Linked DNA regions of Homo sapiens: region 2 is linked to region 1. A link is an interaction called in ENCODE POLR2A ChIA-PET data of the cell type or tissue named here. Cell type or tissue: IMR-90. All regions are shown on one strand.

Evidence for each region. ChIA-PET counts read pairs that join two places held together with the same protein. Peaks named below come from ENCODE experiments on the same cell type or tissue, not always from the same donor. Only the 100,000 strongest peaks of a DNase experiment are listed, where the experiment ranks them.
Region 2: POLR2A ChIA-PET joins it to region 1 with 14 read pairs; 4 of 35 experiments call an interaction of 5 or more read pairs at or near these places.

The regions. Positions count from the first base shown.
Region 1 is chr12:123,738,713-123,743,712 of GRCh38, forward strand. All of the region lies in intron 9 of ATP6V0A2 (ATPase H+ transporting V0 subunit a2), which reads left to right. Among named protein-coding and RNA genes, the nearest start is that of DNAH10, 21 kb to the right of the region's middle. In IMR-90, no CTCF peak of the experiment used is centred here; no DNase peak of the experiment used is centred here.
Region 2 is chr12:123,615,924-123,620,923 of GRCh38, forward strand. DDX55 (DEAD-box helicase 55) reads left to right here. Exons shown (of 14, transcript NM_020936.3): 10 at 588-680; 11 at 1,835-1,949; 12 at 2,746-2,914; 13 at 3,509-3,801; 14 at 4,041-5,000. The coding sequence ends at 4,217. It overlaps EIF2B1 (eukaryotic translation initiation factor 2B subunit alpha), which reads right to left. Exons shown (of 9, transcript NM_001414.4): 9 at 4,483-5,000. It overlaps SNORA9B (small nucleolar RNA, H/ACA box 9B), which reads left to right and starts at 787; the gene lies at 787-917. It overlaps LOC105370041 (a long non-coding RNA gene), which reads right to left and starts at 1,839. Exons shown (of 3, transcript XR_945475.3): 1 at 1,389-1,839; 2 at 462-583. In IMR-90, a CTCF peak has its summit at 2,750 (motif pointing left); a DNase peak (open chromatin) is centred at 2,748.

The DNA of each region.
Region 1 (5,000 bases):
TTCCATGTTCCTGTGAGGTTTTTCTTCTACATTAAACTCAGATTTTGGTCATGGAAAGAACAGGTTTACATATTTCAAGTGACAGTTAAGGGAACACCTTTTTCATGAGTTTTTTGGTTATGTAACCTTGTCTCATTACATAATTCTGTGATGATACAAATGTAAAATATAATGTCCATTATGACATAAACATGAAATACCCAGTGCTGAGAAAGACAGCAACACATAAATAGTATTTTGTTATTTAGAGTAGGAACCACCTATTTGAGAGATAAACACAGATGATTCTTCTTTTACTGAGGTGACATCAGTTTGAGGGACATGACTAGTACTCCTGTTATAGGTGGTGTGTGTGCTGCTTTGTGACTTTCAAGGTGGCTGCATTCGATTCAGATCGAGCCCATGGTGCTGCTTCTGCCATCTCCTGCGTGCACATGCACTGGGGTCTCTTGAGAGCTGCGTATTAAGGTCTCAGTGACCACATGTCCACCTCCGGCTGCATAGCTGTTCTTTGCTCCGCTCGTGGGCACCGACTCTTCGTTTCCCGTCAAGGGTACTGAGCTCTCAGCCCACCTCTTACTGCTTATAGTCCCTGTCTCTTCGCTTTCCTCATCTGTCCTGTCCTGTGTTATTTTTCTCCATAAGTAGGTGACTGAGACGTTCTCCAGTGTTGATGAAAGCTGGCTCATCACCTGCATTCCCACACCTCATGAATCTGGCTCTTCACAGTTGCCTTGGTAGTCAGCTTGTGTCTACAGGATGCCTTTTTTTTCTGTCGCCAAGATTGAATTTGATCAGGTACACAGGGGTCTCACATGCAGAACTCCTAACAGGCTGTGCCAGGCGGAAGCGGGGAATCTCAGCCTCCAGCCTGCAGATCCCAGTTCTTGGGTTCACTTGGCTGCCTGAAGCTCTCTAGTCACTTGGCTGCCTGAAGCTCATTCCCTAGAGAAGCCTCAGAGAGGCTTGCAAGAATCATATTCTCTGAATTCTCATGTTGATCACAGTGGCTGTCTGCTGCTTTTTATAATTAGGAGTGAGTTTTTCTGGAAATAAAATTCTGGGCTCATTTTTTTCCCCCTTGAGTATCTTACACATGTTCCTCCATCTTGTTCTGGCACCTTGCTCCCAACAGAAAGCCTGATGTTAATCTAATTTTCTTTTCCTTGTAATTCATGTGGTTTTTTAGTTTAGTTTTTTGTTTTGTTTTGTCTAGAAAAATATCTTTTCTTTTTCTTTAAAGACCAGTGATTTTCAGCCTGGGCAACATGGTTAAACCGCATCTCTACAAAAAACTCAAAAGTCAGCCGGATGTGGTGATGCACCTGTAATCTCAGCTACTCTGGAGGCCGGGGTGGGAGGATCGCTTGAGCCTGGGAGGTTGAGGCTGCATTGCACTCCAGCCTGAGCAACAGAGCCAGACCTTGTCTCAAAAACAAACAAACAAACAAACAAACAAACAGTGATTTTACAGAATGTCTCTCTCTCTCTCTTTTTTTTTTTTTTTGGAGATAGAGTCTGGCTCTTTCGCCCACGCTGGAGTACAGTGGCATGATACTGGCTCACTGTGCAACCTCTGCCTCCCAGGTTCAAGTGATTCTCATGCCTCAGCCTCCCAAGTAGCTGGGACTAGAGGTCTGCACTACCATGCCTGGCTAATTTTTGTGTGTGTATTTTTAGTAGCGATGGGGTTTCATAATGTTGGCCAGGCTGGTCTGGAACTCCTGACCTCAAGTGATCCACCTGCCTTTACCTCCCAAAATGCTGGGATTACAGGCGTGAGCCATCGCGCCTGGCCCAGAATGTGTCTCTTAACGTGGTCTTTCTGTATGTTCTTTCAATATATAGTCTTTGGTGGTGGTTTTGTTAATTTCATAAACGTTCTCCTGAATTATAGTTTTTGGTATTTGCTCTACTGTCTTGCTTTGGTTTTCTTCTTTTAGGACCTCCTGTCATCTTTCAGTGGAACCTTCTTTGCTTATCTTCAGTATCTGTCACTTTCCTTTGAATCCTTTTTGTCTTTCGTTACTTCTTTTTGATTTGTAAGATTTCTCCTCTTCGCGCCTTCTGTTTCTCTTACGGCAGTATGAGGAAGGGTTCTTCACTTTTGTGTTCCTTCTAGTTTTGTCTTACTTCTGAAATAATTTCTTTCTTTTTTTCCTAATTCCTTCTTGAGTTCTGTTACCTCATTTCTGAGTCTTTTAAAATCTGATTCCTGGTGCTTTTTCCTGTCCTGTATTTTTTTTTTAATTCTTTTAACTCCTTTTGAAACAGTAAGTTACAATGGTTTTATTTGTTTTGTGGACATTCTTTCTGGCATCTTCTCACTGTCTGTGGGGATGGTATTCTACTCCTTGGCTTTTTTCTTCTTATGACCTTATGTAAGATTGGGCTTCTCCCTCCTCTTGCTCACTTTTAAATGAAATTAGACTTTTGAGGCTGGATGCGGTAACTCACGCTGGTAATCCCAGCACTCTGGAGGCTGAGGCGGGCGGATCACTTGAGTCCAGGAGTTTGAGACTAGCCTGGCCAACATGGCGAGACCCTGTCTCTACTAAAAAATACAAAAAATACACAATAGAAAAAAAATTAGCCAGGCATGGTGGCACGTGCCTGTTATCCCAGTTACTTGGAAGGCTGAGTCACGGGACTCCCTTGAACCCCAGAGGCGGAGGTTTAAAAAAAAAAAGATTTATGGAACATGGTGAAGATGCTTAGCTGCTCAAGGAAATTCATTTTTTAGACAAGGTCTCACTCTGTTTCCCAGGCTGGAGAACAGTGGTAATGGTCGTAGCTCACTGCAATCTCAAACTCCTGGGTTCAAGCAATCCTCCCGTCTCGTCTCAGCCTCCTGAGTAGCTGGAACTACAGGCATGCACTACTATGCCTGGCTAATTTATTTATTTATTTAGTTAGTTATTTATATTTTTTTGTAGAGATGGGGTCTCTACAAAAGACGGTGTCTGGTCTTGAACTCCTGGGCTTAAGTGACCCTCCTGTCTCAGCCTCCCAAAGTGCTGGGATGACAAGCATGAGCCACCATGCCTGTCCTGCTCAAGGAGATTCTATATTATTACACAAGCAATATAAATGTATATTTACATGAAAATAGTTTTCTGGCAGATGTTTATGGTACTCAAGGAACTTTTAGAAGATGGCAGGTTCAGGATAGCGATCCTAACCTCACTGATGGTTTTTTCTTTTTTTTATTTTTTGTGTACTGAATGCAAACACGTCGGGTCCTGGATCTGAGATGTCCTCTGTGTCTCTCTTGTGAACTCCTCTGTCTTTTCTCTTTCGTTCCTGTCCTGCTCAGTTTTGATCTCACTCCCAGCAGTTTCTCCTCAGCGTGTGGCCGCTCAACAGGGGAGGACCTGGCAGGTCAGTGCCGTGAGTTTAGGGACTGGGCTGCCCTGCCCCAACCCCTGCAGACTTCACTGCCCATGGCCCCTGTGCCGTCGCCTACTCTTGGACTGGACAGAACTCTTCCCAGTTCCAGCTGCTTTTTGTGGTTTGGCCTCCTCTGCTTTCCCAGGGAGGTTCTTTCTGGCCATTTTTGGTGTTGTTGGCCCAGGCCCCTTGGAGGCCACATTGCTTACTTGCATCCTCTGCTCTGGAGGCTGCTGGGTAGGTCTTGTAGCTGTTGGTGGTTTCCTCACCCATTTGTATTTTGGGGACTGTGGGGACGTGGTTTGGCTGTAAATGCCATCCGTAGGCTTTAGGTCTTGCTAGCTGGTTGCACTTTCTGTTCTGAAGGGGACTTGGGGACGTTCAAAGCTGTGCCACCCTCGAGAATTTCCCCAGAACCCCATTACATGCATACGTTTTAAGAGACACATTTTGGCCGGGTGCAGTGGCTCACTCCTATAATCCCAGCACTTTGGGAGGCCGAGGTGGGCAGATCACCTGAGGTTAGGAGTTCGAGACCAGCCTGGCTAACATGGTGAAACTCCGTCTCTACTAAAAATACAAAAACTAACCAGGCGTGGTGGTGTGCAATGTAATCCCAACTACTTGGGAGGCTGAGGCACGAGAATCGCTTGAACCTGGAAGGCAGAGGTTGCAGTGAGCCGAGATCACACCACTGCACTCCAGCCTGGGTGACAGAGCGAGACTCCTTCTTTAAAAAAAAAAAAAGACTTATTTTGACCAGAAAATCTACTATTCTGTCAATAACCTGTTTACCTTATTTTAAAAGTGTTTTCATTATAAATCAATATAATGCATTTCAGAAGAATTGCAAACACTGATGGATAAAGTTATATTTATGATTCTGCCATAATAGAATTCATGTTGACATTTTGGTTTATTCTTGCCTTTCTCATTTTTTTATTAAGTATATTGCAGTTGTCTCAAACTTCCTCTTTCTTCACCGTTTTTAAGAGATAAAGTACTCAGTGTCGGTTTTCTGTCAGTGACTGAGCCGACTCCATACCCACGTGCCCCGCATTCCCCAGCCCCCATTCACTTCCGGCGCATTCAGTCCTGCTCTCACCCTTCCTTCTTGGAGGCCACAGGCCCCAAGTGCCGCCCTTGCCACCCCCTGATTCCTCACAGATGGACTTTTCCTCCAGGCCCTCTGGCTGCTCTTGACCCTGTTGAGTGGAGATTAATCCTGCACCAAAGCCACACACACAGCGTTGCCAAAGCAGTAACACAAGGCTGGGCACGGTGCTCACACCTGTAATCCCAGCACATTGGGAGGCTGAGACAGGTGGATCACCTGAGGTCGGGAGTTCGAGACCAGCCTGACCTACATGGAGAAACCCCGTCTCTACTAAAAATACAAAATTAGACGGGCATGGTTGCATATGCCTGTAATCCCAGCTACTAGGGAGGCTGAGGCAGGGGAATCGCTTGAGCCTGGGAGGCAGAGGTTGCGGTGAGCCGAGATCACACCATTGCACTCCAGCCTGGGCAACAAGAGTGAAACTCCGTCTCAAAAAAAAACAAAACAAAACAACACCACCAAAAAAAACCAAAAAACAAAGCAGTAACCC
Region 2 (5,000 bases), 120 kb before region 1:
GTGAGCCGAGACTGCGCCAGTGCACTCCAGCCTGGGTGACAGAGTGAGACTCCATCTCAAAAACAAACAAACAAAGAAACAAAAAAACAAAAAACTGTCTGTGGCTTATTAGGCTTGTGACTATACAGCAGGCAACTTGTGTCTACCAATGACCATAACTTGTATCTGCTTGTGCTGACAAATAATAGTTTTCTGTTTTTCTTAATCATTGAACATCTGACTATATTAAAAGTCTTCTTTTGGACAAAGTGATATACCTGACTGCTAGGCCTCAGTTATGGAGTGAATTGTCCGTTGTTTTTCAGATGGCTACAAAGGATTAGACCCATACAGTTTTGGTTTTCAAATGGCAGTGCTGTAATTTTTAAAATCCCTTTGCTGTCTCTCACCTCCCTCCAATTTTTATTGGAATTTATGAAGTCCCAGAGATTTGTAGAAAGAAGAAAAAATCAAAATATTACCTTAAACATTTGCTTCTGTGAGAAGCTCCAGCACCTGTGTGTCACTGTCATCGAGATCAGTAGGCTGTTTGATGGTGATGAAGATGGTGGCCTCCTTACTCAGAATGCTTTTTTCTCATTTCCTAGTGGGATTTTAGTGTGCACTGATGTGATGGCCCGGGGAATTGATATTCCTGAAGTCAACTGGGTTTTGCAGTATGACCCTCCCAGCAATGCAAGGTATGGTACGAGGCTGCCACCCACTCTCTGTTGAGGAATTTAGCCTAATAAAGGAGGAATCCCGAAGAAGATAAACAGATAATGATGTTCACTGAAACATTTTATAGCAAGCCTCCAGCGTGCTTGGGTCTGCAGTGACCCCGTGGATTCCTACAGGGCTTGCCAGAACAGTTTTGAAATGGTTTGAGGCCTTGCCGTGCTCCATGTAGAGCAAGGTTATAGAAATTTCAGACAATGAGAGAAAACAAAAAACAACAACATTATTTGAGGCTGGGCGCGGTGGCTCACGCCTGTAATTCCAGCACTTTGGGGAGGCCGAGGCAGGTGAATCGTTTGAGCCCAGGAATTCACCAGCTTGGGCAACAGGACAAAACCCTGTCTCTACAAAAAATATATATACAGATTAGCCAGGCGTGTGTTCCTGTAGTCCCAGCTACTTGAGAGGCTGAGGCAGGAGAATCGCTTGAGCGCAGGAGGCAGAGGTGGCAATGGATTGTGCCACTTCACTCCAGCCTGGGCAACAGTGTGAGACTCTGTCTCAAAACAAAAACCCGTTGTTTTAAGTAGCAAAAATAGGCAAATGGATGAATAACCCATTCATGGTGAAATCGTGATACTGTATTGGTAGCAATTAAAAGTACTTTCAAATATTATCAGTTCTTGCAGAAACACACAATAGAATGTCTAAATGAAAAAAGCAATACATACCACCACATGTGAAAATTACAATTACTTTCTTCAAAGTCAGCATATATTCCTAATACATGCTTCCACGCATAGGAAAATGCCTATAAACCCCCAAGTGTTGATGATTACTCCTGAGGTTATTGGTCATTTTCATTTTATTCTTTGTATTTTTCATTGTTTCCCAGATTTTCCACTGGGGACTATGTCCCACCTGTATGATCAGAGAGAAAGATACAAGTTTTACTTAAGAGTTCACATTAAATGTTTCTTACAGAATCGTATCTGTTTGCAGTGTTGGTTTAATTGCCAGTTCTATTTCTCACACTAGTAAGTGGCCGAGTCCACACTGAGCTGTGGAGGCTAGAGGCTCCCCAGAGCGTTTTAGCTGCAGCAGCCATGTGGCTGGAGCCTGAGCTCTGTTCAGCTGTCATCACCTGGGTACCCATTTCCACCCTGTGTTCTCACAGTGCCTTCGTGCATCGCTGCGGTCGCACAGCTCGCATTGGCCACGGGGGCAGCGCTCTGGTGTTCCTCCTGCCCATGGAAGAGTCATACATCAATTTCCTTGCAATTAACCAAAAAGTAAGCTGCCGTCCGTTTTCAGATAGAATGCCTAGTGACGGGGTAGCTGGAAAAGTTCTCCAGCATGTGGTCAGCAATTGAAATTACGAATTGCAAACTCACTGGGGCTGGGCTGGTGGTGGCAGTGGGGGGCCCTGGTGGGGTTTTTTTTTTTTTTTTTTGAGACGGAGTTTCACTCTTGTTGCCCAGGCTGGAGTGCAATGGCACTATCTCGGTTCACCGCAACCTCCACCTCCCGGGTTCAATGGATTCTCCTGCCTCAGCCTCCCAAGTAGCTGGGATTACAGGCATGCGCCACCCCAGCTAATTTTGTATTTTTAGTAGAGATGGGGTTTCTCCATGTTGGTCAGGCTGGTCTTGAACTCCCGACCTCAGGTGATCCGCCCACCTCGGCCTCCCAAAGTGCTGGGATGACAGGCGTGAGCCACCGTGCCCGGCCACCCTGGTGGGCTTTAAGGCTGTGGAGGCACCTCGGTCATGGAGTGACCAAGTCTCCTGTGTGGTAGCATGCCCTGCTGGGACCCAGGCAAGGGTTACTTCTTGTGAATAGAGACCCAGTGTTGCCATACTTTGCTACCAGATTAGGATTGTCATGTGAAATCTGATTTTTAAATTTTCTTTTAAAAATTTAACATACTTTACAGAGCATGTGAAATATTTGGGTTGGAGTTGGGCTTCAGACCTCAACAGTTGAAAAGGAATTGTTTCGCTTTTGTTTTTCTTGGTTGTGATGGGGAGCCCTGGGGATATGATGCCAGCCAGGGAAGGTGAGAATGTGGTATGTGTGTGTGTGTAGTGCCCCCTGCAGGAGATGAAGCCCCAGAGAAACACAGCGGACCTTCTGCCAAAACTCAAGTCCATGGCCCTGGCTGACAGAGCTGTGTTTGAAAAGGGCATGAAAGCTTTTGTGTCATATGTCCAAGCTTATGCAAAGCATGAATGCAACCTGATTTTCAGATTAAAGGGTAAGTTGGACTTCTTCATGTGATAATGTCTCCATCTTAACTATGTGGTGGTCTTACAAGTATGAGATTGCTTTGTCTCATAAAAGGAAGTGTTCCCAGGTTTTGAGTAGACACAGAATAAACTGGCCACTGGCTGCTGAGTATTCCTTTTAACTTTGTAAAAATGTAATTTTTTTAATTTTTGAGACAGAGTCGCGCTTTGTCACCCAGCCTGGAGCGCAGTGGCGCGATCTCGGCTCACTGTAAGCTCTGCCTCCCAGGTTCACGCCATTCTCCTGTCTCAGCCTCCCGAGTAGCTGGGACTACAGGCGCCCGCCACCACGCCCAGCTAATTTTTTGTATTTTTTAGTAGAGACGGGGTTTCACCGTGTTAGCCAGGATGGTCTCGATCTCCTGACCTCGTGATCCGCCCACCTCGGCCTCGCAAAGTGCTGGGATTACAGGCGTGAGCCACTGCACCCGGCCTCAATTATTTTCATTCTAACTAAAATGAATGCATTAAACCCTTTGGTTAGAAAAAAATTATATTGTAAGCCATTACTGATTGTTCTAATCCTGTTGAGTGCGCTAACTCTGATCTTCTGATTGAATCAGATCTTGATTTTGCCAGCCTTGCTCGAGGTTTTGCCCTGCTGAGGATGCCCAAGATGCCAGAATTGAGAGGAAAGCAGTTTCCAGATTTTGTGCCCGTGGACGTTAATACCGACACGATTCCATTTAAAGATAAAATCAGAGAAAAGCAGAGGCAGAAACTCCTGGAGCAACAAAGAAGAGAGAAAACAGAAAATGAAGGGAGAAGAAAATTCATAAAAAATAAAGCTTGGTCAAAGCAGAAGGCCAAAAAAGAAAAGAAGAAAAAAATGAATGAGAAAAGGAAAAGGGAAGAGGTAAAGTTTACTTTTACTTACATTAACTTAGAATCTTGAACAAATTTATTGTAGTAGTTCTTTAAATAGGAATTGTGTGGGGCTGTCAGATTTCTGTTACGTTGGCGACCAGGGTGGGGAATTTGCTCTATTTGCAGAAGCCAATCTGAGAGCTTATAGTTCTTGAGTTAAAACTGCTGGTTTCACTACAACACTATTGCTGAAAAATTTAGTAGTTTATTGGTTTCTTCTGCACTTAGGGTTCTGATATTGAAGATGAGGACATGGAAGAACTTCTTAATGACACAAGACTCTTGAAAAAACTTAAGAAAGGCAAAATAACTGAAGAAGAATTTGAGAAGGGCTTGTTGACAACTGGCAAAAGAACAATCAAGACAGTGGATTTAGGGATCTCAGATTTGGAAGATGACTGCTGATTCCAGTGCCACAGATGAACCCACAAGGACATAGCTGTTCCCTAACTTGGTGGATGGCTCCAGTTTGCTTTTAACGAAAATCACAACTTCAGGAGACATCTGAAAAGAATGATGTCTCTGAAAGCTGTCCTTTCAGATGAGGGAGAAATGAAGGATTTCACACTTCAGAATATTTTACTAAAAACATTCCAGTCTTGGCCGGGTGCGGTGGCTCCTGCCTATAATCCCAGCACTTTGGGAGGCTGAGGCAGGAGGATCACTTGAGCCCAGGAGTTCAAGACCAGCCTGGGAACACAGCGAGACCCTCTCATTAAAAACAACAAAACAAAACAATTCCAGTCTTGGAGTAGTCTAACAGAAGAAAATGTAAAATTATTTGAGTGTAAATAATAGATGTCAGTATTTATCATGATGGGTCACATATAGACATATGTACATATTATATATATATATATATATATATATATATATATATATATATATATATAAGCTCTTTTTTCTGAGGCTATTTTATAGTTATTTTTAAACATAAAGATACAGAAGTCTTCTTGACTTCTGATTTTCAAAACCATTCCTCAGTATCTTCAGGCATTTGACCTCCTGAATGTGCTTGGCCCTGGGCTTCAGTTATCCTTTGATGTCCTGCAGGGGTGGCTAATGTGCTGGGGTTTTTCTGTGTTAATAGTCACAGTATTGTTTTATTGGTGAATAGCTGAAAAACAGAGGGATTAAGTCATATTCCGGGAAAGAGAATTATAGTTTTTATGCCTCCTGTTGAATAAA